7 separate regions of the Homo sapiens genome follow, and regions 1, 2, 3, 4, 5 and 7 are each linked to region 6. The links are chromatin loops, found by intact Hi-C in ENCODE. Cell type or tissue: heart left ventricle. All regions are shown on one strand. Region 1 holds the start of CRTC1 (CREB regulated transcription coactivator 1). Region 2 overlaps ELL (elongation factor for RNA polymerase II). Region 3 has its middle 2.1 kb from the start of ISYNA1. Region 4 holds the start of REX1BD (required for excision 1-B domain containing). Region 5 overlaps ELL (elongation factor for RNA polymerase II). Region 6 overlaps UPF1 (UPF1 RNA helicase and ATPase). Region 7 overlaps CRLF1 (cytokine receptor like factor 1).

Evidence for each region. A loop is a pair of places that touch in the nucleus more often than their neighbours do. Peaks named below come from ENCODE experiments on the same cell type or tissue, not always from the same donor. Only the 100,000 strongest peaks of a DNase experiment are listed, where the experiment ranks them.
Region 1: a loop joins it to region 6, with 2.2 times the contacts of the local background. A loop is called at or near these places in 48 of 110 quality-filtered maps.
Region 2: a loop joins it to region 6, with 3 times the contacts of the local background. A loop is called at or near these places in 68 of 110 quality-filtered maps.
Region 3: it touches region 6 in a loop (3-fold over the local background); 58 of 110 quality-filtered maps call a loop at or near these places.
Region 4: it touches region 6 in a loop (3-fold over the local background); 93 of 110 quality-filtered maps call a loop at or near these places.
Region 5: a loop joins it to region 6, with 5 times the contacts of the local background. A loop is called at or near these places in 72 of 110 quality-filtered maps.
Region 7: a loop joins it to region 6, with 8 times the contacts of the local background. A loop is called at or near these places in 94 of 110 quality-filtered maps.

What each region holds. Positions count from the first base shown.
Region 1 is chr19:18,681,411-18,685,410 of GRCh38, reverse strand. CRTC1 (CREB regulated transcription coactivator 1) reads right to left here and starts at 1,731. Exons shown (of 14, transcript NM_015321.3): 1 at 1,583-1,731. The coding sequence starts at 1,708. RefSeq lists a silencer at 1,742-1,831 and an enhancer at 2,042-2,341. In heart left ventricle, no CTCF peak of the experiment used is centred here; a DNase peak (open chromatin) is centred at 1,840; H3K4me3 peaks cover 1,750 bases; H3K27ac peaks cover 771 bases.
Region 2 is chr19:18,467,994-18,471,993 of GRCh38, reverse strand. All of the region lies in intron 2 of ELL (elongation factor for RNA polymerase II), which reads left to right. Among named protein-coding and RNA genes, the nearest start is that of ISYNA1, 32 kb to the right of the region's middle. RefSeq lists silencers at 2,273-2,322, 2,363-2,472 and an enhancer at 2,636-3,273. In heart left ventricle, CTCF peaks have their summits at 1,564 (motif pointing left) and 2,249 (motif pointing left); a DNase peak (open chromatin) is centred at 2,213.
Region 3 is chr19:18,438,228-18,442,227 of GRCh38, reverse strand. No RefSeq gene overlaps it. Among named protein-coding and RNA genes, the nearest start is that of ISYNA1, 2.1 kb to the right of the region's middle. RefSeq lists a silencer at 368-417 and enhancers at 1,211-1,270, 1,431-1,550, 2,896-3,882, 3,883-4,000. In heart left ventricle, a CTCF peak has its summit at 1,627 (motif pointing left); a DNase peak (open chromatin) is centred at 3,398; H3K4me3 peaks cover 603 bases; H3K27ac peaks cover 1,558 bases.
Region 4 is chr19:18,586,431-18,590,430 of GRCh38, reverse strand. It overlaps REX1BD (required for excision 1-B domain containing), which reads right to left and starts at 1,633. Exons shown (of 5, transcript NM_001100418.2): 1 at 1,531-1,633; 2 at 1,354-1,436; 3 at 748-1,018. The coding sequence starts at 1,629. RefSeq lists a silencer at 1,286-1,805. In heart left ventricle, CTCF peaks have their summits at 837, 1,490 and 1,698 (motif pointing left); DNase peaks (open chromatin) are centred at 352, 860, 1,310 and 1,680; H3K4me3 peaks cover 2,285 bases; H3K27ac peaks cover 1,803 bases.
Region 5 is chr19:18,449,509-18,453,508 of GRCh38, reverse strand. ELL (elongation factor for RNA polymerase II) reads left to right here. Exons shown (of 12, transcript NM_006532.4): 7 at 1,861-1,957; 8 at 2,534-3,032. Among named protein-coding and RNA genes, the nearest start is that of ISYNA1, 13 kb to the right of the region's middle. RefSeq lists enhancers at 1,700-2,506, 2,507-3,313. In heart left ventricle, a CTCF peak has its summit at 2,420 (motif pointing left); a DNase peak (open chromatin) is centred at 2,388.
Region 6 is chr19:18,845,360-18,849,359 of GRCh38, reverse strand. It overlaps UPF1 (UPF1 RNA helicase and ATPase), which reads right to left. Exons shown (of 24, transcript NM_002911.4): 2 at 3,241-3,380; 3 at 1,527-1,616. Among named protein-coding and RNA genes, the nearest start is that of UPF1, 15 kb to the right of the region's middle. RefSeq lists enhancers at 282-401, 1,861-1,920. In heart left ventricle, CTCF peaks have their summits at 1,769 and 1,978 (motif pointing right); DNase peaks (open chromatin) are centred at 319 and 1,999; H3K4me3 peaks cover 348 bases; H3K27ac peaks cover 1,685 bases.
Region 7 is chr19:18,592,968-18,596,967 of GRCh38, reverse strand. CRLF1 (cytokine receptor like factor 1) reads left to right here. Exons shown (of 9, transcript NM_004750.5): 5 at 1-76; 6 at 178-346; 7 at 2,534-2,721; 8 at 2,861-2,903; 9 at 3,389-3,731. The coding sequence ends at 3,402. Among named protein-coding and RNA genes, the nearest start is that of REX1BD, 6.2 kb to the right of the region's middle. RefSeq lists enhancers at 186-245, 1-249, 3,411-3,912 and silencers at 2,278-2,667, 2,688-2,777. In heart left ventricle, a CTCF peak has its summit at 2,494 (motif pointing left); DNase peaks (open chromatin) are centred at 107, 1,806 and 2,537; H3K4me3 peaks cover 1,082 bases; H3K27me3 peaks cover 860 bases.

The sequences.
Region 1 (4,000 bases), 160 kb after region 6:
GCTGGGATTACAGGCATGAGCCACCACACCTGGCCATTTTCTTATTTTTTTTTCATTCATTCATTCACCAGCCATCTCTTTCTCTACATCCTGAGCAAGAATGTAGCTGCTTGGAGCTGGGAGGACAGATGTGGCACACTCACCGAGCATGCCTAAAGCAGTACCTGGGTGACAGTGAGCTCCCAATCATTACCAACACAGAAATGAAGACACAAATCCTAGTCTATAAGGTCACAATCTCTCAGAGAAACAAACAACTAGTTACAAAGTAACACAGACTGAAAGTGCTACCTAAGGAATCAGAGACTGAGGTTAAGTCTACCTGAGCCAGTCACATCAGTGGCTGAATCTGGAAACCAGGGATACGAGCATCTGCAAAGCCCACCCAAACCCTCCCCAAGGCCCCAGGATGCAGGAGAGAGGTCTCACCACACTGCAAGAACAAAGTGGAGATTCAGCATCACCTTTGCAGAGTGTGCTCACCACCCTGCCCCAAGAGGAAGGTCTTGCTAGAATGCCTGACAAGAAACTGAGGCCTGAGGAACTCGGGTGCCTTGCCGTGCTCAGACACCAGCCCCAAGCCCCTGCTCCTGGCCCACAGCAACTTCCCAGGTGAGATTTGCAGGGTATCTGCTCTGCCAGACAGGAGCCTGGCAGAACCTGGCCTGCCCCTGCACACCAAATGCGCCCAGCCACCTGAGGCAGACCTGGCCCTCCACCCTGGTCCTGAGAGGGCAGGGGCTGTGGTCAGCATCCCCTGTTCCACTGGGAGGAACATCACCTGGCCCCCACCATATGGGCTACATGGAGAAGGGGCAGCTGTCTCCACTCCAAGTTCCAGGACTGAGCACAATCTGCCTTCTTGGCCCCCCTCTGGACCCCCTGGGGGACAGGATCTGACCATTCCCTCAGCTGTCCAAGAGGGAGAGATCCCTGTCCCACCTCAGCTCTGCAAGTGGGGACATCCGTTCCTCCCCCAACACCCAGGGAGTAAAGGCACAGGTAACCATGACGTAGAGACACCGGTCCCCCTCAGGTAGCAAGAATGGGAGGGCATCTGTCCCTCCCAGGTAGCAAGGATGCGGGGGCACTTGCACCCTCACCCCCAGCTACCAATGGTGCTTGCAAGCAGCACCCAGCTCATACACCTGTGTCATCCTGCCCCCCCAGGTAGCAATGATGCGGGGGCACCTGTCCCTTCCAGGTAGTAATAATGTGGGGCACCTGTCCCCCTCGGGTAACAATGATGTAGGGACACCTGTCCCCTGTCAGGTAACGACGAGGTACTAGCACCTGTTCCCTCCTAGTAGTAATGATATAGAGGCCCCTGTCTCCTCCGGGGAGCAGTGATGCAGGGCACCTGTACCCCATCAGGTATGGATTTTGTGGGGTCACCTGTCCCGCCCACGACGCCCGGGGCGTGGGGACACCTGTCCCCCTCGGGCCGTGCCAAGCCCCGCCCCCGCCGCGCGCGCCCCGCCCCCGCCGCGCCCCCCCCCACCCCGCCCCGTGCACGCGCCGGACACGCGCCCCCTCCCTCCCTCCGCCGGCCCTGAAGGGTCGGCGCGGGCAGCCCCCTTACCCGCGCGGCCCGCGTCAGGCTCAGGTCCTTCATGACCTCCTCGAAGGCCGCCGTCTCCTCCGCCTGCTTCTGATTGTGCAGCGCGATCTTCTCGCTGAATTTCCGCGGATTGTTCGAAGTCGCCATCTTCTCGCCGCCACCTCCTCCTCCTCCTCCTCCTCCTCCACCTCCTCGCCCCCCCACTCGCCCGTGCCACCGCGCAAGCGCCGGCTGGGCCCACGGGCGGCGAGCAGTGCGCAGGCGCGCCGGCGGTCGTGAGCGCGGCGCAGGCGCACAGGAGCGGCGCGCGGCGCGGGGGCGAAGGCGCATGCGCGCGCCCAGGCGCGCGCTCGGGGCCCGCGGGAAGGGCGGTGGAGCGCGAGTGGAAATTTCAACGCCGACGCAGTGATCCGCCTCCTGGCCCGCTGGACAGCGGCCTCTGGGCTGTTGGACAAGGACCGCGGATCGGCTGGGGCACTGGAGCCCCCAAGAGGGAGACGGCCTGACCCAGATCCTCCCAATTCACAAGGGTGGGGCCAGGCACCCCCCCCCGCAAGGATTGGTGGCACCCCAAGTTGAACCTGGGTTTGGACTAAGAGCTCTGAAAACAGACTAGGGCGTTGGTCACTCATGCATTCATTCATTCAAGGAATATTTACTGAGCACCTACTATGTGCCAGGCAAACTGGAGTACAGGCGTGAACAAGCAGAGGTGATCCCTGCCCTTATGGAGTGTACAGTCAGAGAGGGGGCAGACATAGCACACAAATAACCAAGAACTTTTCAGATGGAGGTAAATGTGATGCGGTAAATAAGACCAGTGGCCAGCCACAGAACATTAGGGAGGGAGGCTCCTGCAGCCACCACAGACAGGGAGGCGGAAAGTTATCTTAGCTAAGACCTGAACCCTGCAATCGGCTCTCTCAGTCCATAAACCTAGCTGTTGCCCTTAACGACTTTCTTTTTTTTTTTTTTTTTTCCCTTGAGACCGAGTTTTGCCCTTGTCGCCCAGACTGGAATGCAGTGGTGCGATCTCGGCTCACTGCAACCTCCTCCTCCCAGGTTCAAGCCATTCTCCTGCCTCAGCCTCTCCAGTAGCTAGGATTACAGGCAGGCGCCACCACGCCCAGCTAATTTTTTTATTTTCAGTAGAGACTAAAGACCATGTTGGCCAGGCTGGTCTTGAACTCCTGACAGCAGGTGATCCACCCGCCTCGCCCTCCCTAAGTGCTGGGATTACAGGCGTGAGCCACCATGTCCAGCCGACGACTACTTTTTCCCATTCCCTTGCAATGGGCATATTGCTATTCTCTGGATACCTGAGCCCAAAGAACTGGAGTTACAGAGCTTCAGCCTTCCCTCTGCATACTTCTCCAGTCCAGTCTTGTTCAAGGATCTCTATTTTGCAACAAGGTGCTAACAGAAGGGTCCAGAAATCCCATCAAGACTCAGCAGTGAAGGAAGGAGCAGAGACTCCCCCGATGGCAGAGTGGTAAGCCAGGGAAGCAGGAGGGACTCTAACCCTCCCTCCCTCAAGAGAGGGACCCCCAACCACCAATATTGAAAGTTTATATTCAGGAGGCTGCAGGGATTTCAGAGTATGGGCTGGGTGGAAGCTAGGAAGGTCAGCTGGGGGAATTGATGATGGCTCTAATGGCACAACAAGCACACATTTTATTGGACTGAGGATGGCTGGAGGGGATGCTGACATCTTCCAAACATGCTTTGATTCATGCTTTACAACAGGTAATAAAATGCTCATGTTAAATATATATATATATATATCGATTTTCATTTAGAATGCCTTGGATATTGCCACTGCCCTACTTTATCTTTGTTTTGAGACAGAGTCTCACTCTGTCGCCCAGGCTAGAGTGCAGTGGCGCAACCTTGGCTCACTGCAATCTCTGCCTCTCAGGTTCAAGCGATTCTCCTACCTCAGCCTCCCAAGTAGCTGGGATTACAGGCATGCACCATGATGCTCAGCTAATTTTTATGGGATTTTTTTTTTTTTTTTTTTTTTGAGACGGAGTCTCTGTTTCCCAGGCTGGAGTGCAGTGGCACAGACTCAGCTCACTGCAACCTCTGCCTCTGGGGTTTAAGTGATTCTCCTGCCTCAGCCTCCCAAGTAGCTGGAATTACAGGAACCCACCACCACACCCGGCTACTTTTTGTATTTTTAGTAGAGACAGGGTTTCACCGTGTTGGCCAGGCTGGTCTTGAACTTCTGACCTCAGGTGATCCGCCCGCCTCAGCCTCCCAAAGTGCTGGGATTACAGACATGAGCCACCGCACCCGGCCATCTTCCTTCTTGATATGATTTTGCGCACTTTGGTAAGCTCCTATACTTTTTGCCTAACAAGCATATTCCTTCTCTCAACCCCACCCACTCCCTCAACTTTTTAGTGTCAACAACCCTTATTTGGGGAACACTGGTTC
Region 2 (4,000 bases), 380 kb after region 6:
CGAAACTCTGTCTCAAAAAAAAAAAGAAAAAGAAAAATTGTCTTCCACGAAACTAGTCGCTGGTGCCAAAAAGGTAGGGGACTGCTGCATTAGGGCACACAAGGACCTTGGACATTTGTCTGGATTTTGGTTGGGAGAGAGGTTCATAGAAACTCAGCACCCTCATTTTTTTGAAATATGTTTTCTTCTAAATGACCATCTTATAGAAAAATCAGGGAATGAGAGAAAGGGTGAGTCATCTACCTTCTTTGACCCCCTGTTTTAGGACTCTTCATCTCCCCTAACCTACCCGATATGCCTTAGAATGGTTTGATTTTTCTTCTAGCCTTTATTGCAGGTTCCCCTGCATCTAGGCTGGAGTGCAGTGGTGCAATCTTGGCTCACTGCAACTTCGGCCTCCTGGATTCAAGTAATTCTCCTGCCTAAGCCTCCCAAGTAGCTGAGATTACAGACGCCTGCCACCATGCCTGGCTAATTTTTGTACTTTTAGTAGAGATAGGGTTTCACCATGTTGGCCAGGCTGGTCTCAAACTCCTGACCTCAGGTGATCCACCTGCTGCAGCCTCCCAAAGTGCTGGGATTACAGGTGAGCCACCACGCCCAGCCTTGTTTTGTTTTTTAAGAGATGAGTCTCTCTGTTGCCGAGGCTGGAGTGCAGTGGCACAACCATAGCTTACTTCAGCTTTGAACTCTTGGGCTCAAGGGATCCTCCCACCTCAGCTTCTCAAGTAGTTGGGACTACTGGTGTACACTACCATGCTAGGCAAATTTTATTTTTATTTTTGTAAAGACGGAGTCTCATTATGTTGTCCAGGCTGGTCTTGAACTTCTAGGCTCAAATGATCTTCCCACCTTGGCCTCCCAAAGTGCTAGAATTACAGGTGTGAGCCACTGCACCCAACTTTTTTTTTTTCTTTTAGAGTTACCATGTTGTACCTAAATCAATTTCTGTCCACAGCCTGAGAGCTCTGCACAGCTGGATGTGGGGATATGGACATGATGATCCATGGGCTTCCAGGTGCAGCCCAGGGTTCTGCAGAGACATGGAGCCTCTAGGAGACGTGTGTCTGTGTGTGCTGATAAAAAGATGCATTGCAAGCAGTGGGCTCAGACGACTGTGGGCTGGGGAGTCTGTAACCCTCAGGGCTGGCTGCAGACCTCCAGTAGGAGCTGATGGAGCAGTCCTCAGGCAGAGTTTCTTCCTCCTCCTGCCAAACCCCAGCCAGTTTCCCTCTTAAGGCCTTGGGCTGATTCGATGGGACCACCCAGACCATCGAGGGTCATCTCCTTTACTTGCTTTCAGTATCTGGTTTGTGGATGGTAACCATGTCCACAGAGTACCTCCAGGGCACCCCTAGACGGGATGTCATGGAATAATGAATCTCCAGGGGCTGCAGCCTAGCCAGTTGACACAACCCCACACTTCCATCAGCCCCAGTTGGGTCTTGTGGTCACCCTTTGGCCACCTCCTTTTTACCTTCCCCAGGACATTCTCTCAGGGGTCAGAGGTTGGGGGCAGGGGCGGGCTGGCCTGGGCTTGCTGCCAGAGCAGCCCCACAGTGCCCTCTGGTGTCCTACAGCAGTCACTCTGTGCCTTCTGCTGCTGCCTGACCACCCATGCCCCTCTACCCCAACCTGAGCAGTGGGGGGGCCCCTCATCCCCAACCCCCATCTCAGCGAGCCCGTCAGATGACACACTGCAGCCTGGCCATGGCCGAAGCACACAGTGGTGTCCTTGCGTGCAGCATGCCATGTGCCTTGACCTGGAGCCTAATAACATGTGTAGCAGGGGCCCAAGTCACTGAGAGAGACCTGGGGTGGCTACACAGCTAACCTCCTTCTAGAGACAGGGTTTTGCCATGTTGGCCAGGCTGGTCTCGAACTCCTGACCTCAGGTGATCCACCCACCTCAGCCTCCCAAAGTGCTGGGATTATAGGCGGGAGCCACCGCGCCTGGCCAGCTGCTTCACTTTAGTGGGCTGTTAGCTTTGGGGCTCTTGGTCCTGGGCCATGCTGCCGGCAGCCTGCCACAGAGCCTGCACTGGGCTCATCGTTGTCGGAACGCCCCCTGGATGGTGTTCCTTCATGGATCCAGTCAGCCAGCATCGCCCAAGCTCCTGTCTGGGGTCAGGTGGGGAGTGCAGCAGGCCCCAATTTGGGATGGATTTCAAAGGGAAGAGATGAACGGACTCTGGCAGGGACTTGAGCGGTGGTGGAAGCAACGCCCCCTGGTGGCCATGGTCAGGTCAGCGGGAAGGGCAGAGCGGGCCTTTGGGCCCTGCGGAAGCGCCTAGGATGAGCCCCTGTGGCCTGGGCTCTGTGTCTGTGAGCATGGACTAGTGCTTAGGTTTATGGCAACTCCTCCCCACACCCTATAACCTGGAGCCGGGACTGACCTCAGACATACCCAGACCTGCTGTGCGTGGGCCATCTGAGGGCCCCATGGCAGCCCACTGGTACGTGGGTCACTGGGCCCATGAGCAGTCCCCAAGGAGCAACCAAGACCCCATTCAGAAGGCTGAGCAGGGGCTGCGTTTCAAACCTTGTCCCAGAACCCGGGCAAGCTCTTGGCTAGTGCGAAGAAAGTGGCCGCATTCCTGGGCTGCTCCCATCCCGCTGGCTTCCCCACGGTCCCGGGCTGGTAACCATTAACCAGCAGCAAAACAGCCCGTTAATCAGAGGGCTCCATAGCGCTTCGTGTGCTAGGGGAGGCAGGGCCTGTGAGAACCTCGGTGTCTGGCTCCGGGAAACCTTTCCTAACACTCTCCCCACCTTCTCACCCCTGCATCCTGAAGGACGCCAACCGCCATGCCCTCTGTGTGTCTTCCCCTTTTCGCCAGCAGCACGACACTCTCCCGAGCATCAGCTTTGAGGCCTGTGTCACCCCCCTTCATGCAGCCCCTACTCCCCGCCACAGCTGCACACCTGGCCCTGGGCTCTGCACCTGGCCCCTGCTTCTAGGATGGAGTTTGGGGGGCAGATGTCTACACCTGTGTGGAAAAGATCCAAGCAGGGTGAAGGGCCACTATGAAGCCCCTACCCACAGAGAAGCAAGGTTGCTGGGCAGGCTCAGGCAGGGGGGCCCTGTCAGTGCTGACTGGGTGTACAGCTGCCCCAGGCCACAGGCAGTGGCCTGGTCTCACTGCCAGCTCTCTGCTGAGTGGCATCTCCCCTGAAGCCAGGGTGACAGAATGAGTCCTGCCAACCTGGGTGGAGCTGGGGTTTTCCTGGGACAGGGCTGCACGTGAGGGTGCCCAGCCCTTAGTCACTGTGGGGCAGGAGCCACTGGCAACTTGGGCCTCAGGCCAGGACCACAGGGGGCAGTGGGGGTTAAAGAGATGACAGAGGAGGGCGGGAGAGCCACCCAGGCCAGGCTCAGGTTCCCACAGCCACTCTTTTTGGTTTCCCTGGACGTGTGGTCCCCAGCTTCCCTGGCTGGCTCATTCTGGGTCACCATGTCACCTGTGCACCTGGCCACCACAGAGCCTCTCACAAACTTGAGCTTCCCTCATCCCAGCAGCGTGTTTCCAGTTTCTTGTATGAACGAGAATAAAAGTCACATCTGGGAAGGGAGGTGCAGGCAGGGCAGGGTGGCACCTGTGTGTGTTGGGTGAAAAAACACCTCAGTGGCGTCGAAGCAGGACAGATCTGGATGGCCAGGGTCACCCACATGGCTCTGGCTGAGGCTTCAGGGCGTGTGTGGTTGTTTGTGTGTGGGAGGTTGTGTTTCTGTGTGTATGGATTGTGTTTGTGTGTGTGTGTGTGTATGGATTGTTTGTGTGTGTGGGGGTTGTGTTTGTGTGGGTTGTGGTTGTGTGTGTGGTTATGTGTGAGTTGTGTTTGTGTGGCTGTGTGGGGGTTTATGTCTGGGTTGTGTTTGTGTGGTTGTGTGTAGGGGTTTGTGTGTGGAGGGGTTTGGTGTGGAGGGGTTTGTGTGTGGCTGTGTGTGTGGGGGTTGTGCATGTGTGGGTTGTGTGTGTGGGTTGTGTTTGTGTGTGGG
Region 3 (4,000 bases), 410 kb after region 6:
TGTTGGGGTGTGTGGGTGTGGTGTGTGTTGGGGTGTGTTGGTGTGGGTGTGGTGTGTGTTGGTGTGTGTTGACCGGATGTGTGGTGTGTGTTGGGGTGTGAGGGTGTGGTGTGTGTTGGGTGGTGTGTGGTGTGTGTTGGGGTGTGTAGGTGTGTGTGTGGTGTGAGGGTGTGGTGTGTGTTGGGGGTGTGTGTGTTGGGTGTGTGGTGTGTGTTGGGGTGTGGGTGTGTGTGTAGTGTGTGGGTGTGTCACAGCCTGGTTTCTGTGGTGGCTGTCCCTGTCCTGTGGTTGGGGGTGGGCTGGCATCAGGAGGTGATGTGACCTGGGGCCGCCATAATGATGAGAAAGGGTTGTTCAGGGGCTCTGGCTGGGACCAGATAAGAAGGCAGAGTTTGCAGCCTACCTGAGCCGTTGCCTGAGAAAGGACCAAATCAGAGGGCCCTGTAGGTGACGGGGAGCGCGGGGGTGGGGGCAGGCTGGGTCAGGGCGGAGGGATAGGGAGCCATAGCAGGTGTGTGAGCACAGCAGTACCCTCTGGTGTGGATAGGGTGGGCTGAACCCAGCATTGGGATTCCTTGGCCCCCTGTGGCACCAAAGGCTACAGGAGTGGGGCTGGGGGTGGGGGAAACCAGCTGTGACTGTCTCCCTCTGATGAAAGCAGCAGCAGGTAACGGTAATATTACCTGTTCTTCCCACACTGGGGCAGGGGCATCCCCTGTGCCACTAGTGGGGATGGGGAAAAGGCCTGACGGGAGCGGCGGTGGTGCAGGTGGAACGAGCCAGGGGCCATGGAGAACATAACACTCAACCTGCCAGCCAAGGACAAGAAGGGGTGCATTTAGTAAGCGATAACACCGAAGAATAGGACCGTGGGCAAAGGTCCTGGGCCTGCAGCTGTGGGGGGGGCCTGGCCTCCCTGCCCGTCCGTGGCCTTGGCCCAAGTTCTAAGGCCACCCAGGAATCTGAGGGGCGCGGGAGGGGAAGTCATGCAGCCCAGTGGGGCAGCGTGTACCCTGCTCCCAGCATAGCCTGGCCACGCTGTTCTCCCAGGATAACATCTCTGTCCCAACATCCCAGGGCCAACACCAACCTCCTGCAGCTCACGGTCCTGCCTCCCCCGGCCCTCCAACGCCAGCCCTAAGCCAACTGCCCAGCAATACTCTGGCCATCACCCCCGCAGCCTGCAGAGGCCACAGTCAGTCCCCTGACCTTCCTGAGCCATGGATGCCATCAGTCTAGTGCCCCGGATATTCAGGAGAGCCTTCCCACCCTCATGACCTGGGCACCCTGGTAGAGAGGGGCTCAGAGCTGTTAAACCCTCTCCTGCCACCTGCCAGGGGCCCCAATTGTCCTCTTTCAACGGGCACCCCTGTTCCTGCAGCCCCCTCCTGTACCAAGCTCCACCTGGGCTCTGCAACACAGCAGTGACTCAGCCTCATCCCTGCCTTCAGGGAGCCCACACTTTGCTGGGGAATAACAGTGCATCTCACCACCGACTTCAGCACACCCAGGCCTGACTGTAGGGGCCAAACCCCCTCCTTCGGCCTTGTCAACTGCTGGGAGTGGAAGCAGCCCAGCCTCTATGCCGATTCCCTCCAGCTGCCCTGTGCCAGCTCCCATCCTCCGGCACCCTCTACAGGTGGCCCTGTGAACACAGGCTCCCCGGGGCTGGGTCTTGGGACCTTCCTCATGTCTCTCAACTACACAGGTTCCTGAATCACGTGTCGCCTCGAGGCACAAACTCCCCGATTCTCTGATCCTCCAGTACCTACAGGATGTCCAACAGTTCCATTCCCAGAGATGGTATCGGACTCCACAAGTTATGGGGGTCAGTCCCACAGGGCTGCACCTGTGTCAGATGCCACCTATACTTCTGGCAAGCAGGCTAATAAATTGCGAGTTCCCATGACCCCACTTCAGGTTTGATAATTGCTGGAACAGCTCACAGAACTCCGGAAAATGCTCACAGCCAAATGGAGGAGGCGCACAGGGCAAGGTATGGGCGGGCCGTGAAGCTTCCATGCCTTTTCCAGGCATGCCACCCTCCCAGCCCCTCCATATTTTCCCCTAAACCCCATTTTTTTTTTGAGACAGGGTATTACTCTGTTGCCCAGGCTGGAGTGCAGTGGTACAATCATGGCTCACTGCAGCCTACACCTCCTGAGCTTAGGTGATCCTCCCACCTCAGCCTCCCACGCAGCTGGACTACAGGTGTGCGCCACCAAGCCCGGCTATTTTTTGTTTGTTTGTTTGTATTGAGACGGGGTTTCCCCGTGTTGCCCAGGCTGGTCTCAAACTCCTGGGCTCAAGCGATGCGCCCGCTTTGACCTCCCAAAGTGCTAGGATTACAGGCATGAGCCACCGTGCCTGGCTGACTGCCTATTTTTCGGCTTAGGTTCTATGAAGAATGTGTATCAATGTGTTGAAACACTGTAGATCTTAAAGGGAGCAGACTGGGTGGGGGAGGGGGGCCAGCCTGCCCAGACTTCCTAGACTCTGGGTAGCATTCCTTCCTCCAGGGTATGGGCAGGACCCTCCCGGAATGAGGGTCTTCAAGGGAGCAGGCAGAGAGTGACCTTTGCCGGCTTTGTGGCTTTTTTTTTGTTTTAAGGGGAGAAGGGCTCCAGTGTCTCTGACCTGCCTTGGGGAAGAGGAATTCTGGTTTCTATGGTTTCCAGGGGAGAAAGGGGCTAGAGGCAGGAGGGCAGGAGAAGGTCGGAGAGACTCGATTCTGAGCTTTCCGATGCCCTGCTCAAAGCGCGGGGCAGGCCAAGGCCCCATAACTTGAGGCTGAGGGGAGTTTCTGTGTTCTGAGCCCCAACTGTCTCATTTGCATATATGTGATTGATTAAATCGTTGGCCACTGGTGATTGAGCTCAATGTCTAACCAAGAACCAGGAACAAACACCAAATACTCTTTCACACTCCCTATCCCCAGCCCTCAGGGTCTGCCCAAGACCCCAAACTGCCTCCCACGTAGCCAATTTTTCATCTGCCCTGTCTGGGTGGCTCAGGTGGCTTGGCCTGTAGTTTTCTTTCAGTGAACTCCTCTTCATGTCTCAAAACCCTTGCCAGCAGCCCCCTCATCTGGGGAGCCTGTCTTGCAGGGGCCCTGCCTGTGAGTTCCCACCCACTGGGGCGGGGGTGTCCCAGTCCACTTCCAACTCCCTCAGACTGGGGCCCCTTCAGGGTGAGGCCTGGACCCAGAGTCTTAAGCCCTCATCCTCCAAGGTCAGGCCCTGTCTCTTGCAAACGTTCCCAACTATCCACCTTTTGGGCCAGCTCCAGTGGTGGAAACTTTCCGGCCTCCAGGCGCTTGTTTTGGAAAGTTCCTGGGGGAGCTGCCCCGGCCTGCCCGCTGGGTTCCCACGCTCCCTTATCAGCGCGCATGAGGGGGGCGCCCTGCAGTGCAGGCCTCATTCCTCCCCTGCCTCGGCCCTGCCCGCCTGTGCGTCCCCTCCCCTTTCCAGCGAACAGCCTCCCGCTCCGGCCCACTCCTGCCAAGCCCTCCTGCTGCAGGTGGGGAAACAGGCCAAACAGGCCCCATCCTTGTGAGCCCCGTGGGGACAGAGTGACTTTGTCCCCCGAGATGGATGGGGGCGGACATGGGGAGCCAGGGGATGGGACTGCCTGGTAGGTGCTGCTGCCCACGAAGGGGGAGTAGGTGGCAGTGTGGCTCCGAGGAGATTCTGGCTTTGGAGTTCTGGTCCTCTGCCTGTTTCCCCTGCAGTGTCTCTGACCCAGACCCCCTACCTACCCCCCCGGAGGCCCAGCTTCCCTGCCCAGCTCCACCCCCTGGCTTGTGGCTGGGCTCATGTGTAGCCTCATTGTCCTCTTGTAAAGGGGGGATAGGCAGCCATGAGCCCCTGGGGGCTGCGGAGCGAGCGAGGTGAACCTATACGCGCCGCGCTCGTGGACGCCTGGCCACTTCCGCCAGGCGGGGACCCGATGGCCACGGTGGCTCTGGGTTGTCGGGCCTCGAACCGGGTCTCCAGACGTT
Region 4 (4,000 bases), 260 kb after region 6:
TTGCCCATATGGCACAACCCCGTCTCTACTAAAAAAAATACAAAATACAAAAATTATGCCTGTAATCCCAGCTACTCAGGAGGCTGAGGCAGGAGAATCGCTTGAATCTGGGAGGCGGAGGTTGCCGTTAGCCGAGATCGCGCCATTGCACTCTAGCCTGGGTGAGAGAGCAAGAGAGCAAGAGCCTGTCTTAAAAAAAAAAAAAAAAAAAAAAAACACCAGAAAGAAAAAGGCCAAAGAGACGCTGAGACGGGTCGCTCATGGGGGGCGTGGCCTAGGAATTCCAGTCACACACGGTTGCAGGGCCGAGCAGGCGGATCGCAAGAGAGAAATAGGCAAAGAACTAAAGCTGTGATGGAGGAATAATACGGAGGAGGCGTGGCCTGGGACCCCCCTCGCCTGTATCTACGGGAGGTTGAGGGTGGGACCCTAGACGCGGAACAACCAGAGTGGGTGGAGCATTGTTGGGGCGGGATCTGGGCATCTTGGAATAGCATTTAGGCGGAGCTGGGAGAAAGCGGGAGTGCTCTGGGAATAAGGACAAAACTTGGGAAAAAAATTGGGGATGAACAGCAGAGGGCAAGGTCCGAGAATCCCCAAGTGAAGCCTTAATAGAGGATTGGGGTGGGACAGGAAGGGGTGAGGTCTGTGTATGGGATACTGGGACCACCCCCCAACCAGGGGTGCGTCATGAGAGGAGCCGGCCAGGGTCCTAGAGACACGGCGGGGAAGGGGTGGTGGCCTCACCGTGCCCAGCCGCGTCTGCTCCAGCTCCTGCAGGCTGCGCACGTGGCCGGCGAGCAGCGGCTGCCTGCGAGGCCCGCCCAGCTCTGCTTCCACCGCCAGCACCTCCCGCGAGGCGGCGGCGAAGGCCTGGGTCACCCCGTGCACTGTGCTCCGGTAGCGCGCGAAGTCGTAGTCAGGGCCGCTGCGCAGGTACTGGCGGTGGCCTCTGCGGCATGTGGGGACCCTGAGGCCGCGCCCCCAGGCTCTCAGGCCCTGCACCGGCGCCAACCACCTGAAAGGCCCCCAGGAAGTGTCCCCAGACACCAGAGGGGAGGACTGGTAGGTAGGAAGGACGCTTCCTGACTCCCGCAGGGGAACGCGAGACAGGCCCACCCCTGCTCTTGGGGAGGAGAGAGAAGCCACGAAGAGTGAGTCGTCGGGTAGTGGGGACGTGCTGTGGGGCCTTTTTCGTGAAGGTGAGGACCCGGTGCCCCGAAATCCCCGCCCCATCTGACTCTGCAGCCACACAAGGACCCAGCTCCTCCTCCAGGCACGCCCGCCGAGAACACGCCCACGCCCGGAGCGGGCGGGGGACCGAACCCTGAGCCCCTCCGCGCCCCCACTCACTCCTCCAGTCGGCGGAAGCCCTGCGCGCGCTCAGCCTGCAGCTGGTGGATGCGCTGCACCAGCGTCCGGATCGGGGCGTCTTTCTGCGGGACAGGGGGCACGGCTGGGGCATGAAGCCCGCGCCCCTGGGTCTGCGCCGCCCGCCCCGCGCCCGTTCCCGCTTGGGCCTGGGCTCACCCAGGGCCACGCCGGCTCCTCGCGTCCCCGAGCTTCGGTGGCCTCCTCAGCAGCAGGCACTGCAGGGACCGTAGGCTCCGCCGCGGTCTCGGTGATCATGACTGCGCAGCCCTGGCCAGGCTCCGGAGCAGGCCCTTCCGCTGCGCCCGACGCCCCCTACAGGCCGGGAGGTCCACGGACCCCCTACCCTGCGGCCGGCCAGCCAGAAGGAAGAAAGGGGAACCAAGACCGCGGGCCGCCCAGTCAAGCCCACCCTTCTTGTTCCCGTCCAGGGCCCGCCTCCGATCGTGTTTTTCCTTGATTGTGCGGCTCTGAATACAGAACAGCTGTTAGCCTTGAGTTCGTTCCTATGCTTGTATCTCAACACCGACTTCCACTTGAAGCGGGTACTGAGCGTGGGTTTTGACGTTCAAGAGTGTTAAGTAAGCCTGGGCAACCTAGGGAGGCCCGATCTCTACAGAAAAACCAATTAGCCCGACATGGTGGCTCCCGCCTCCAGTCCCAGCTACTCGGGAGGCTGAGGTGGGAGGATTACATGAGCCCGGGAGTTGGGGGCTGCCATGAGCTATGACCATGCCACTGCACTCCAGCCGGAGCCACAGTGAGTCTGCCTCAAAAAAAGTGCAGTGGCTGGAACTCCACCAACATTAACAGAGATTCACTGGCTCTTCAGAGAATCACAGGGGTGAAGACAAGATTCAGTGACAGGGACGGTGTCAACAGCCCACCGAGTTGAATTGGGTGTCTTGTGTAATAGCCCTGAGCCTGGAGCATAGCAGGGGCCAGAACGACCTCAAAGTACAGAGGAGGCCTTGGAGCTTCCTGCTGGAGGGATACATGGGCTAGACAGAGCTTTGGAAAGCTTCCTCCTCCAGGGGCCCAGCCGGAGGAGCAGGAAGATGCTGGTAGCCTGACTTAGTGAAGAGGGACCAGCTCAGGTATGGGGTGACAGACACCAGCCTTTAAGGGGGAAGGGACTAGGCTGTTAGTGAGTTGGGAGTTTTTCTTGCCGATGGGTTCGTGGTCTCGCTAACTTTGAAGAATGAAGCTGTGGACCTTCGCGGTGTGTGTTACAGATCAAAAAGAGTCCACGGACCAGGAGAGTGAGCAGCAGGGCAGTTTATTGAACAAAGCGAAAGGAAAGCTTCCACATGCTGGAAGGGGACCCGGAAGGGTTGCCGTTGCTGGCTCCGGTGGCTAGGGCTCATATCCCTATGTTACCCCTCCCCTTTCTTTTTGTCCATTGAGAGTGGTTCTTTTTTCAATCCTCCTCTGGAGTGTTTTTTTTTTTTGTTTTTTTTTTTTTTTTTTTTTAGTGAGACAGAGTCTCGCTCTGTCGCCCAGGCTGCAGTGCAATGGCACGATCTCGGCTCACTTCAAGCTCTGCCTCCCGGGTTCACGCCATTCTCCTGCCTCAGCCTCCCCAGTAGCTGGGACCACAGGCGCCCGCCACCACACCCGGCCAATTTTTTGTATTTTTAGTAGAGGCAGGGTTTCACCGGGTTAGCCAGGATGGTCTCAATCTCCTGACCTCGTGATCCGCCCGCCTCGGCCTCCCAAAGTGCTGGGATTACAGGCGTGAGCCACCGCGCCCGGCCTGGAGTGGTTAATTCTGAATCCTTCACTCGATTGGTTAAGAACTCAAAACACTGAGTCACAGGGGTCTTCTGTGAAAGTCCCCAAACCTGCCCAGTAAATCCTGCCAACTCCACCCCTCAGTCCCCTCTCTCAACAGGAGAGCCCAACTGCTGTTGGGGTGTGGGAGGATGACCACTCTAATTGCTTCCTGCTGAATAGGGGCATAGAAGGGGTTCTGTAGCTGAGGTTTCCTCGTGAGAGGTGGTTTGGGTGTCAACGTCCGGGTATGGGCCGGCAGGCTGGTTTAGGGGTCCTTGATAATAGGTGCTGGTTGAAGTCATCTGAGGTTCCATCTGCAGTAACATTTCTAGTTTCATTGATTCTATTCAGGAAGAAACGAAAGGATGAAGGAACTGAAAAGACATGGGCCAAAGGTTACTCCTAGAATAATCATAAGGAAGGGACCTAAAAATGGAAGAAGCCAGTGGAGAACAGGCTGTGAGAACCCTGAGGTAGTTTCGGTTGTCCCACCATGTAGTCTGCTAGCTCTATCCTGAAGTCATTTAATTCCATCTCTCACTATGCCTGATTTATTGACATAAAAACAACATTCCTTGTTCAGAAAAAGGCATGTTCCTCCCCTTTCGGCAGTGAGGAGATTGGAGATCTAGTGCTCACTGGTTCTGGAGAACCACAGCTGCTAATGAGTCTATTTGGTCCTGGATTTGAGTAAGTTGGAGAGAGATTTCATCTAGGCTGTGAGTCCACTTCCTAGGTGGTAGTAAATCCTAAACCAGCCAATAGAGGAAGTAGTGAGATTGCTCTCGGCTGAAGCTTAGCATGAATGGGCACAGCTACTGCCTCTTCTGAAAAGGAATAAGTCACAGGAGGT
Region 5 (4,000 bases), 400 kb after region 6:
TTGTTTGTTCATTATTGCTCCTTGCAGGGCAGGGCTAACCCATAGGCAGTGTGCCCAGAGTAGCCAGTGTCTCGTTGTTTTGATTTGCATTTCCCTGATGACACATGGCATTGAGCATCTTGTTATGTGCTTTTAGCCATTTGTATAGCTTCTTTGAAGAAACGTCTATTCAGAGCTTTTGTTTTTCCAAGGACACGAAAACTGGCATTTTTTATTTATTTATTTTATGTTTTTGAGACGGAGTCTCGGTCTTGTTGCCCAGACTGGAGTGCAATGGCATGATCTCTGCTCACTGCAACCTCCGCCTCCCGGGTTCAAGTGATTCTCCTGCTTCAGCCTCCCAAGTAATTGAGGTTACAGGTGCCCACCACCATGCCCGGCTAATTTTTTTGTACGTTTAGGAGAGACGGGGTTTCACCATGTTGGCCAGACTGGTCCCGAACTCCTGACCTTAGGTGATCCGCCTGCCTTGGCCTCCCAAAGTGCTGGGATTACAGGCGTGAGCCATGGGCGCCCGGCCTGTTGATTTATTTTTTAACGTTTTCATCTCCCTGTGGAGTCTCTTTTCAAATGTATTTTCGTGTTCCTCTGTTTTGAGGTCTGACGTTTGTTGCCTGGAAGCTGCAGTGCAGCCGTTGGGGACACTGCACAGCTTGGGGCCTCTGAATCCCGATGTGCCCTAGTCCTGGGCCCTGTTTCTTCTTCTCCTGAGGCCACACATCTGGCCATCCTGTTGTCCAGCTGTGGCCCAGGTAACTTCCCAACTGCCTGGAGGAGTGGCCCGAGCCTCTTTGCTGCCTGACAGCCCTGGGCTCACTGTCCTGCAGCCCCACCAGCAGTGATGAGGATCTGGAGTAGAGCTGTGGGGGATGGCCCTGCAGCAGTCTGTTGTCCCCTGAGGTCGTGGTGCCTCTTGCTCTGGGCCCTGGATTCTCTGGATCCTGCAGCAGTCACCACTCATGCTTCTGCTATGCTTTCCGGTGTCTTCACTCCTCCTTTTGTCTCTGCCTTGCCTGTCCAGTGGATGCAAATGCCTGTTCTCAGTTTTCTGTCTTTAACTGGGAGTTCTGTTTATGTCCACATGGCTCTCCTCTCAGGCCACCAGGGAAGTGACACCTGCAGTGGTCTGTAGCCTAGCCCATTTGTTAGGGAGATGGGCTCTGGGTGTCACTGGCTGGCAGAATGGCCACGGCCCTGGACTTAAGTCTCTCTGCAGGGCCTGGAGGGGCGCTAGGCTGCCCTGAGATGGCACAGCCCCCGGGAATTGAACAGTTGGGTCAGAGAGGATACCCATAAGCTGCAGGGTTGCTGGCGGGGGTGGGGGATTCCACTTGCCCAGATCACATGGAGCGGGAGAAGGGGCATGCACTGGGGTGTTTCTTCCCTTCTTCCCCAGCTGCATCACCTAGTCAAGCTGGTGGCCACTCTGCCGCCCTCCAGATCCTGCTGTGACCTGGGCTTCCAGGAAGGCTGTCTCATCCTAGGCCAGGGCCCTCCGTTCTCTTCTGCATTTTGGACAGTTTCTGCAGTGAGCGTTCTGAACAGGATGAACAGCTGTCTTTAAAAGCAGGGTCCAGCACCCTAGCGTGTGTCCCTGGTCTCTCCGGTAGCAGGCACCTACACAAAGTGATCCTCCTCTGGGCTCAGGGGGACAGTGAGTGGGGAAGTCCTCCTTTGGGTGAAGTCGGGGGCAGGATGGCCTCAGGCCCAGGCTCCTGTGACCCCTTGGCCCTGCTCTGGATTTGGGAGGAGGGGGGTCCCTTCCTTGAGGCATCTCCACCGGGCCCCCATGTGGATACAGGCCTGGGGCCCCTAGGCCCCCTCAGCACCTTCTGACCTAGCCCTGCCTCTCCTTCGCAGGAAGCTGTGCCAGCCACAGAGCACTGGCAGCCTCCTTGGAGACCCTGCTGCCTCCAGCCCCCCAGGCGAGCGTGGGCGCTCGGCCTCGCCCCCACAGGTAAGTGAGGCATGCCTGGGGTGACTGTCCCAAGCACCTGCAGGGCACTCTGTGCTGCATCAGTAACCCTTGTCACCTTCCTCACCAGCTCTTTGGAGCATGAGCTGCTCCAAGTTGAGCCGCCTCCCTCCGCCCAGGGACCAAGGGGGAAGCTGTCGGGTTGGGGTTGGGGGCAGATTCCTGCCAGTGTGGCCGCAGCACCCCAGTGTCACAGTGCGGAACCTGGGACGGGGGGCGGCTCCCTGATGTGGGCTCAACCCTGGGCTTCCTGCTCCTGTGTCACAGTTATCACTGGGGAAGCATGCTGAGCACAGCAGCGCTTTAGACCAGTCCCCAGGGGTGGCCCGCTCACACACTGGGCCCTGCCCTCCCCCTGCATCGATCCCAGCAGGCTGATGGGCCCCAGCTGAGGCCACCCTGAGCGGCACCTGGGACCTGACTTGGTGCTCGGGCGCCCCCATGTGGCCAGCGTGGGCCTTGCAGGCGGCGTTGGGTTTTCTAGCCAGGCCAGGGGATTGCCTGTTGCTGCTCAGCCACTCTGTGCTCCCCTCTAAAATGATCTCTGCTCCTCTCCAGAAGCGGCTGCAGCCTCCTGATTTCATCGACCCCCTAGCCAACAAGAAACCCCGGATATCGCACTTCACTCAGAGAGCTCAGCCTGCCGTCAACGGGAAGCTGGGCGTGCCCAATGGCCGTGAGGCCTTGCTGCCCACCCCGGGCCCACCAGCCAGCACGGACACCCTCAGCTCCAGCACTCACCTGCCCCCGCGGCTGGAGCCCCCGAGGGCCCACGACCCCCTGGCCGATGTCAGCAATGACCTGGGCCACAGCGGCCGAGACTGTGAGCACGGAGAGGCGGCTGCCCCAGCCCCCACTGTGCGCCTCGGCCTGCCCCTGCTGACGGACTGTGCCCAGCCCAGCAGGCCACACGGCAGCCCCTCGCGCAGCAAGCCCAAGAAGAAGTCCAAGAAGCACAAAGACAAGGAGAGGGCGGCTGAGGACAAGCCCCGGGCCCAGCTTCCAGACTGTGCACCTGCCACCCATGCCACCCCCGGAGCCCCAGCAGACACCCCAGGTAGGTGCCCAGGCAGGAGGGCGTTGCCGGGGCTCTAAGTACTGGCCCCACACCCGCCTCACCCTCATGGGGTGTCGAGGGGGCTCAAGCTGTAGAAGCCAGGGGAGGGGACCCTGTTGCCCCAGGCCCCATCAGATTTGCCCTGTGTGCCTGGCACCTGGCACCCTATGTTCCTGCACCTGGTCCTCTCCCTGCCTGTCTGGAGTGCCCGGTGCCACTTGCAGTCAATGTGCCAGGCCAGCACTGGGGGCCGGAGGCCCAGAGCCTTGTGGGGAACTGAGGCCGCAGAAGGGGCTAACATGCAGAGAGGAATGGGGCCCAGGCCCCAGCTCTGACTGCAGGGAAGCCCCAGGAGCCAGGGCCATGCTGAGGTCTGCTGGGGTTCAGGGAAGACAGTGGGGGCCCAGGCAAGCCAGCCCTATTCAGGGAGAGGCAGCACAGGTGCAGATGGGCAGATCCTGGTGGGAGAGGGATAGCACCTGGACCTCTGTAGGCACCGTGCGACTGTTGTGGACTGTAGGTTTCTGCTGTGGGGACAGGGCCTGGCAGGCTGGGATTGGGGAGCCAGGAGACCTGGGCGGCTCCGAGACCACAGCCCAGGCACCTAAACTGAGCAGCAGTAGCACCCGCCTAGCACCGTGGCCATGAGCCTGCGCAGCTGTTCATTTATAGGAACCAGCAGAAGCAGTGGCCAGCGTGCAGCGGCTGTTCCACCACCATGTGCGACAGGGGCTGCAGTGGTCCCATGTGGCGATGGCGGCCAGTTGCAGATGGCCACTTCGCTCTCGGCGCCAGCTGGCCCAGGGCAGCCCAGGTGGTGTCACCTGCTGTGCTTTTGGGTTGTGTCTCTGGGGAGGAGGCTGAGTCAGGGGATTCCTGGGATGAGGGTGGGAGCCCTTCTTTCATTATAGCTTTGCGTTGCTCAGAGGGCCATGCCCCGTCCCCTGCTGTGGCTGGAGAGCAGGTCC
Region 6 (4,000 bases):
CTGCTCTGCCTTTGGGCTCTTCCGGTGTCTCCAGCAGCTCTGAACACGCCTGCAGGGCCTCCCAGCCTTCCTCACCGCGCCCTCTCTCTTCCCCTCTGGAAAACCATTCTTGCCAAAAGCTTCAGCTCAGCTAATCTTCTAACCCTTCTCCCTGCCACGAGGCCCAGGATTCTCTAACCAGCCATGGCCACTCTGAGCATCTCCAAAGCCCGACTCCACTCTGGAGCCCTGCCGGCCACGTGGGCAGAATCAGCTGTCTCCGTGTCTTCTCATGCATCCTCACCCTGTCACAGCCAAGATCCCTAAGGGCCAGCGGCTGCTTCCTCACCTTCCCCTGGGCCTCGCACAGAATGCTCAGTGGTGCTTGGCTCAAGCCTGTTGTTTCTCAGAGGCCCTTTTGCTCACTTCCCTGTTCTTGGCTATGCTGACCGGAAGCTGGGGTTGCCAGCTAAGAGAAGTTTTATTTAGTTGCTTTTCCTGAACAAGAGGAACTAAATGCAAACATAGCAACACTTAAATTACCCAGAAGATTCTGAAAATGGGACAAGAATGTCTTTTGGTTATCCAGAAGATACCCTTCTTTAAAATCTTTTAAAAACAGCAGCCCCTTTCTGGCCTTGCTCATAACACCATATTTCAAGTTACTAACTCAGAGATGCCACGAGATCTGACTGCTCCATCTGTAACCCTCCGAGACCCACAGCTGTCAAAGGCACAGGAGGGGCTTGTGTCAGCACAAGTAAGCCTGCCTCCGGGCTTTGGTCATTTTCTTTCTCCAGAACGTGAACCTCAGAAAAAGACCCCACACTTCCTTGCTAGCACCTCGGAGCTCTGCCTCCCAGGCTCTGCTCCATCCTCTCCAGCAGTGGAGTGACCTGTACACAGCAACCTGGAGGGGAAGGGGAGCCGCTAGCACGGGACCCACCAGGACGAGAGTCCCACCACTCGGGCAAGACCATCGAACTCCCCCCTTGGAATTTGGGCACTGGGAGAACACTGTCCTGTCCCAAACACAGAACAAGCGACACAGTCCAGCTGCAGCTGATCAACATCAGGAAGGCAAGCCCAGCGCCGACGGTCAAGTGAACTTAATTGAAGCCGATGATTCAGGATCTGGCCTGAATTAGCCTCCGGACAGCTCCGATGAGCTCAGGCCAGAGCAAGCTTGCTCAGGAACCAGCGCCCCTGGATGCCCGTTACTGCCTTGGGAACATCCTCCCGTTAATGAAGATCAGCGGGTGTGCCAAGAGCTCATCTTGCAGAAAAATCGAAATAAAAACTGGGAAGGAGAATTAAGCCAACCCTACTTGCATAATAAAAAGAGCCACAGAGAATAAATCAAGGGTAAATACATTAAGGCATTCACACACCACCATCTGTTTCAAGTTAAACCAGTCACAGAGGAGGAAAAAACCCAGGTTTGTTAGCGTGATTTTATATTACGCTTTGCTTCAACATTTCCATAATTTACACACAAATCTGAGCACAGCACTGATTAAACACACATGCATGGTCTGATTATCTACCTGCCAGAAGTATTTCCACGTCCGTTGCAGAACCACTTCTTGCTGGTATTACAGTAAACCACGCAGGCAGGATCGTGTATTCCACAGTAACTAAAAAATCAAAACAGCGACAGTTACAGCTGGAAGCTTGCTCTCTGGTTTTCATTTGGCAAGATGTGAAATTCTTTCCTCTGACAACATTTTTAAGTTCTTCATTAAACACATACTCAACCCCAACAATCCCAGTAACCAAATCAAACCAGTTAACCAGGGCTTCTCAAATCCAAGAATGCAGGGAAGGGGTATGTGGCAGAAGCTCCGAGGGGATAAGGAGCAAAGCCACCTCCAAGGAGAGTCCTGCTGGAAGGAGGCCTCACTCCTCCAGGGCCATTCTAGTCCCCGTTCTTTGGCCTGAAATTCAGGAATCCAGCCTCAGACCCAGTGGTCATGGTGAACTCTGGGCTCCAGCAGAGGGCACTGTGCTCCCAGGGAGCTGGGCACAGACCCTGCAGCAGCAGCGCCCTGAAGCTCAGGCCCCGAAGCCCAAGCGAGGAGCCTCGGGAGAGCCTCACCCCACCACTGGCTGTGGTTTTCTGAAAATCCACATACCAAACCCAAAAATACTAGCTCCCCAGAGCTGCACCAGGACTTATGGCCATCTCTGTGTGTTAAGAGAACACAATTACATACACGAAAACATCTGTAAATGAGAATGAGTGAAGAGCTGAGATGCAGGAAAGAGTGCCTGCCCACCAAGCCTAGCGAAGAGCAGCCTCAGTCCCGGAGCGCTGGGCAGCACGCGGGCAAGGAGCTGCAGGGAGGGCCCCAAGTGGGTGCCCACAGACAGAGGCAGGGCTCAGGCCCAAACCTGCCGTGACTGTCGCTCAGGCTGGAGTGCAGTGGTGCGATCTCGGCTCACTACAACCTCCGCCTCCCGGGTTCATGTCATTCTCCTGCCTCAGCCTCCCAAGTAGCTAGCTGGGACTACAGGCGCCCGCCACCATGCTTGGCTAATTTTTTGTATTTTTAGTGGAGACAGGGTTTCACCGTGTTAGCCAGGATGGTCTCGATCTCCTGACCTCGTGATCTGCCCACCTCGGCCTCCCAAAGTGCTGGGATTACAGGAGTGAGCCACCGTGCCTGGCCAAAACCTTCTCCCCTCTTCTAATCTACATTTCCTCACTTGTGTGTCACAAAAATACAGAAATAAGCCTCAACAAGGGACGATCCCACTCGAGATGAGAATTCTAAATTTGTCAACATGCAGGTCTATCCACTAACTACTGTCTTCACATCCAATTCTCCAGGCACGGCCAAGGCAGCGGGAGGCAGGGATGCCCCAGAACCCTGCAGCAACTGCTTTGTGAGGGTATCTCAGCTGCTCCACTCACCCTCCCACCCCAGATGCTCACCCAATGCCATGACAAATTCTTTCTATGAGTGAGTGCGCAGGTACCAGGCAATGCCCCCAGGGTCTGAGGAGGCCAAAGGAAGGAAAACTTTTCCCACCAGCTGGTGAATTCAGGGTGTCGGAGGTTGCTGAGCCCACCTCCTGACCGGTAACAGGCCTTGGCTGTGCACATGGCCTGAGCAATTTCCTTACTCCCGAGGACACCGCCACCCAGAGTCACAGCACAAGGGCGCCACCCTGTACCTGGGAGGTGAGTGTCCCAGGCCCATGCCAGAGGCACCCACCTGTCCAGCACATGCCCAGGCCCAGCTGAGCTCAGCTCACCTGCAGGCGTGTATGGGGAGGTCCTTCGTGTAATAGGTGTCTTCTTCATCTTCCTCGAAGTTCAACTCAGCCAACAACTGGCTGGTCTTGGCTACACTGTCGTCCACAGCCCCGTTCTGCAGGATGCCTTCGGGCCCAACCTGCAGCAGAACGCAGTGTCACCTGAGTGAGGCTGCAGCTTCCAGGACTCAGTGCAGAAGAACCAGCCTCGATGACTCTGGTGTGACACCCTGGCCTCATCTCTGCTTTGAGACAGTTTCCCTTGTTCTGACTGGATTTCACTCTTCTCTAGCAAACCTACCTGGCCAAAAAAGGGCCACTGGTGGCCTTCTACACCCCCCGGTCCCCCACACAGCTGGTCTAACCCCCGCCTAGCCACAGAGCCATGTCCATGCCCACAACCAGGATGCTTAGGAAGATGCTTCTTTCCCATGACTGAGGACCACAAGGAGCAGGGTGACTTTTACAGACTGACAGCAGTGTGCCCTGAGGACAGCTTCATGATGCCAGACCCACCACAGTGTAAGGCTCATCAAACACTACGAAGCTGCCACCCATGCAGATGTGGAAATGTCACTGGCCACATCCACTGCCACCTCACCCTCCCCATCCCTTCAAGGCAGCCCTCTCCTGAGGATGAAGTAGAAACTGAACACTGAGATACCCTTGGCAACCGAGGCCACACCCTCACTGAAGGCGCCTCTTCTATGTTCAGCAAAGGCAGACAGCGCATGGCTCTAAGTCATCAGGCCACAACTGC
Region 7 (4,000 bases), 250 kb after region 6:
ACCCGCCCTCAAGGATTTCCTCTTTCAAGCCAAATACCAGATCCGCTACCGAGTGGAGGACAGTGTGGACTGGAAGGTGACCCTCCCCTTCCCTGACTCCGCCCCTGTTCCTTCCAGGCCCCGCCCCCGCTCCTGCTAGGCCCCGCCCTCTACTCTGACCTTGTCCTCACTGTCCAGGTGGTGGACGATGTGAGCAACCAGACCTCCTGCCGCCTGGCCGGCCTGAAACCCGGCACCGTGTACTTCGTGCAAGTGCGCTGCAACCCCTTTGGCATCTATGGCTCCAAGAAAGCCGGGATCTGGAGTGAGTGGAGCCACCCCACAGCCGCCTCCACTCCCCGCAGTGGTGAGCACCCTCCTAGGGCTGGGTGATCCAGCGGCCAGTCCGAAACCAGCTAGAGCCTCTGTTTCCTTGTTTTCTTTTCTTTTTTTTTTCTTTTGAGACACGGCCTCATTCTGTCGCATAGTGGTGTGATCTGCACTCACTGCAACCTCTGCCTCCCGGTTTCAAGCGATTCTCCTACCTGAGCCTCCCAAGTAGCTGGGACTACAGGCACGCGCCAACATGCACAGCTAATTTTTGTATTTTTTAGTAGAGACAGGATTTCACCATGTTGGCCAGGCTGGTCTCGAACTCCTGACCTCGGGTGATCTGCCCATTTCGGCCTCCCAAAGTGCTGGGATTACAGGTGTGAGACACCATGCCCAGCCTGTTTCCTGATTGTCTCCAAGAGAGTAGAAGTCTCAAACTGGTGGCCCCCCCAGAGCTGAATGTGGCCCTTGGATCTATTTTCTTTGGCCTGTTGTTTGGAAAACAAAAAAAAAGTTTGACCAACTAGTAGAAATTTTAAACCCAGGAAGTTTTTACACAAATATCCTAGATTCCCTAGAAAAATAAATTATCTAGAAAATGTAACAGCATGGCCTACAGCCCCCACCAGCAGTGGTCTCCCCTTCTCAGGACCCTCACTCTCCATTTGCCCATCCCCATCTGGTCTGTTTTGGCCACTCAGACTCCCTCCTAAGAGGGGGCCAGTGAGTTTGAGACCCCTGCTTCTAAGGCCAATGGGCTGCCAACTCCCACTTTGATGGGCCTCAATTTCTCCTTCTGATCAAGGCAGGGGGATGGGAATGATTAGGTGCCTAGGTCTGCTTCCTCTTGCTGTCTGGGATTTCTCCGGGTCCACAGGCCTCTAGTCTCTCTTTTGTGAAATGAAACGAAAGCTGTTACTTGGAATGTCTGGCCTCCGTTTCCCCATCTGGAAGGTGGGGTCGAGAATCCCACTTGCCTTGGGCTGTTATGAGGGTTGGATGACATAATTTGTGGCAAGTGCCCACATGGTGGGTGCCACCTAAGTGTTTGCAGGCAGTTGGCATGGAGGTACTTATTGTCCCATCCCCCCAGGGTTTCACTGCAAGGGAGGCCGCTTTTTCTCAGGTGAGGACACTGAGGCTCTAGGAGGTCACACAGGTCTAAACTTAGTTCACCGGGAAGACCAAGCTCACTCTGGCTCGTGAGATGATAGGGAAACTGAGGCCCAGAGAGGGTCCCAGAGCTAGGGAGGGGTAGAGTCAGGCTCCAGCCAGCTCCCCAGCCCCTATCCTGGGCCCCTCCAGGTTCAGGGGTGGGCGGGAGCAAGCGCAGCCGGGAGGGGCCTGAGCCTTGGCCCCTGCTCGTGCCCGGCACCTGCGATTCTTGCACAGGAGCCAGCAGGCCGCTGCGTCCGCAGGGGAGGCTGGGGAGGCCGGGGAAGGCCAGCAGGGGCGGCGGGGGCCGGGGCCGTGCCAGGGCCTGTCAGCGGGTCCCCGGCTTTATTTATGACGTGAGGCCGATGTCCTTATCCGCCGGCCTGCTGGGGGCTGGCTGCAGCCGGCAGCTGGACCGACAGGCAGGCCTCCCACCTGGCCCTCCTGGCCCACTCCCTGTCCCATGGGCCCATGCTGGGGACAGTCCCATGGGGTCATCTTGCACTCGGTCTCCCTTCATCTGTCACTCTTCCTCTGTGTCTCTGTCTCGATCTCTTTGTCCCTATGTCCCCAGGGTTTCTGTCCTACCCTGATCAGGCCCTTTCCTCCTGGGCTGACACCCTTGGCTTTCACCCACCCTGCGTCTCCATCTCTCCATCCCTGGCCCCGGCTCTCTCATCCGTGCGTCTTTCTCCCTTTCTCTTTTTCGGCCCCCTGCTCTGTCTGTCTATCTCTATGTCTCATCCCCCCGGCTCTGGCCTCTCTCATTCTCCCCTCCCCCCACTCCACTCGCACCTGGCTCAGGCCACAGGAATCGGGTTCCTGGAGGAGATGTGGAGGAGGAGCCCCTTCCTTCCCCCTCCCCCCCACCTCCCCAGGGGCGCAGCCGGGCCAGGGGCGCAGCTGGGCTGCTGTGCAGGGCCGCGGGGAGGACTCGGTCCTTGAGAAACGGGGAGGGAGGTTCCCCGAGGGGAGCATGGTCCCGCCGCGCCGGGGTCTCCCCTCTCCTGCCCGCGCGCACCCCCTGCCGGGCGCGCTCTGACACTGCCGCTCCGCCCACCACCAGAGCGCCCGGGCCCGGGCGGCGGGGCGTGCGAACCGCGGGGCGGAGAGCCGAGCTCGGGGCCGGTGCGGCGCGAGCTCAAGCAGTTCCTGGGCTGGCTCAAGAAGCACGCGTACTGCTCCAACCTCAGCTTCCGCCTCTACGACCAGTGGCGAGCCTGGATGCAGAAGTCGCACAAGACCCGCAACCAGGTAGGAAGGAGGGACCCTCGGGCGTGGGGGTGGGGACAGGGAGCTGGGGGGGCCCAGAAAACAGGGGAGGGGGAAGACAGCAGGCTGTGGACGCAGGTCTGCAGCCCCCACGACACCTCTGCCTTCCTTCCAAGCACAGGACGAGGGGATCCTGCCCTCGGGCAGACGGGGCACGGCGAGAGGTAAGGTGGGCCTGAATGGGTGGGCGGGAGGGAGCAAGGGGAGGGCCCCTTCCGGTGGCTGCAGGTCTTGTTCACACCCCCACGCCTCCCAACCCCAGCCTTAGAGTCGCTGAGATGGAATCCGTCCTCTTCCTTTGTTATTCATCAGCATTTACTTAGCACTTACTGTATAACTGGCATTGTCTCCTTTAGCCTAAGAACATTCAATGCCCTGAAAATGTCCGAAGTGGAATCTCCTCCGAAATGAATGAACATACTCACCCTAGTTAGCACGCATGGGCGCCTACTGCATACTGGCTCCGCGCCAAGTGCTTTACCTGCAGCTCAGATAGCCTCGCCAAGGCCCGGAGAGGGGCAGGACCCTGCCCAAAGTCACACAGCCAGAAGCGGTGGGGACAGGACACGAATGAAGCCTCCTTCAGTGGCTCTGTGGTGCGGCCCTCTCCTGGACTCCCTGCTTAGCTTGGCTTCCCCTCTGCCTGCAGGTCCTGCCAGATAAGCTGTAGGGGCTCAGGCCACCCTCCCTGCCACGTGGAGACGCAGAGGCCGAACCCAAACTGGGGCCACCTCTGTACCCTCACTTCAGGGCACCTGAGCCACCCTCAGCAGGAGCTGGGGTGGCCCCTGAGCTCCAACGGCCATAACAGCTCTGACTCCCACGTGAGGCCACCTTTGGGTGCACCCCAGTGGGTGTGTGTGTGTGTGTGAGGGTTGGTTGAGTTGCCTAGAACCCCTGCCAGGGCTGGGGGTGAGAAGGGGAGTCATTACTCCCCATTACCTAGGGCCCCTCCAAAAGAGTCCTTTTAAATAAATGAGCTATTTAGGTGCTGTGATTGTGAAGGTGAGTTTGGGGCCTGCCTGGCCTGGGGTGGGGGCTGTGAGATTTGAGGGGAATGTGAGGCGTCTTAATGACCCTTTGAGATTAGAATTTTCACCTCCCAGGACTTCAGACTGTCTATCCAGTATTTGCAAGGTCTGATTCTGAACTCCTTGGAGAATGTGATTCAAAATACCTGAGCTGGCTGGCTGCAAAGGCTCATGCCTGTAATCCCAGAACTTTAGGAGGCCAAGCTGGGAGCACTGCTCAAGGCCAGGAG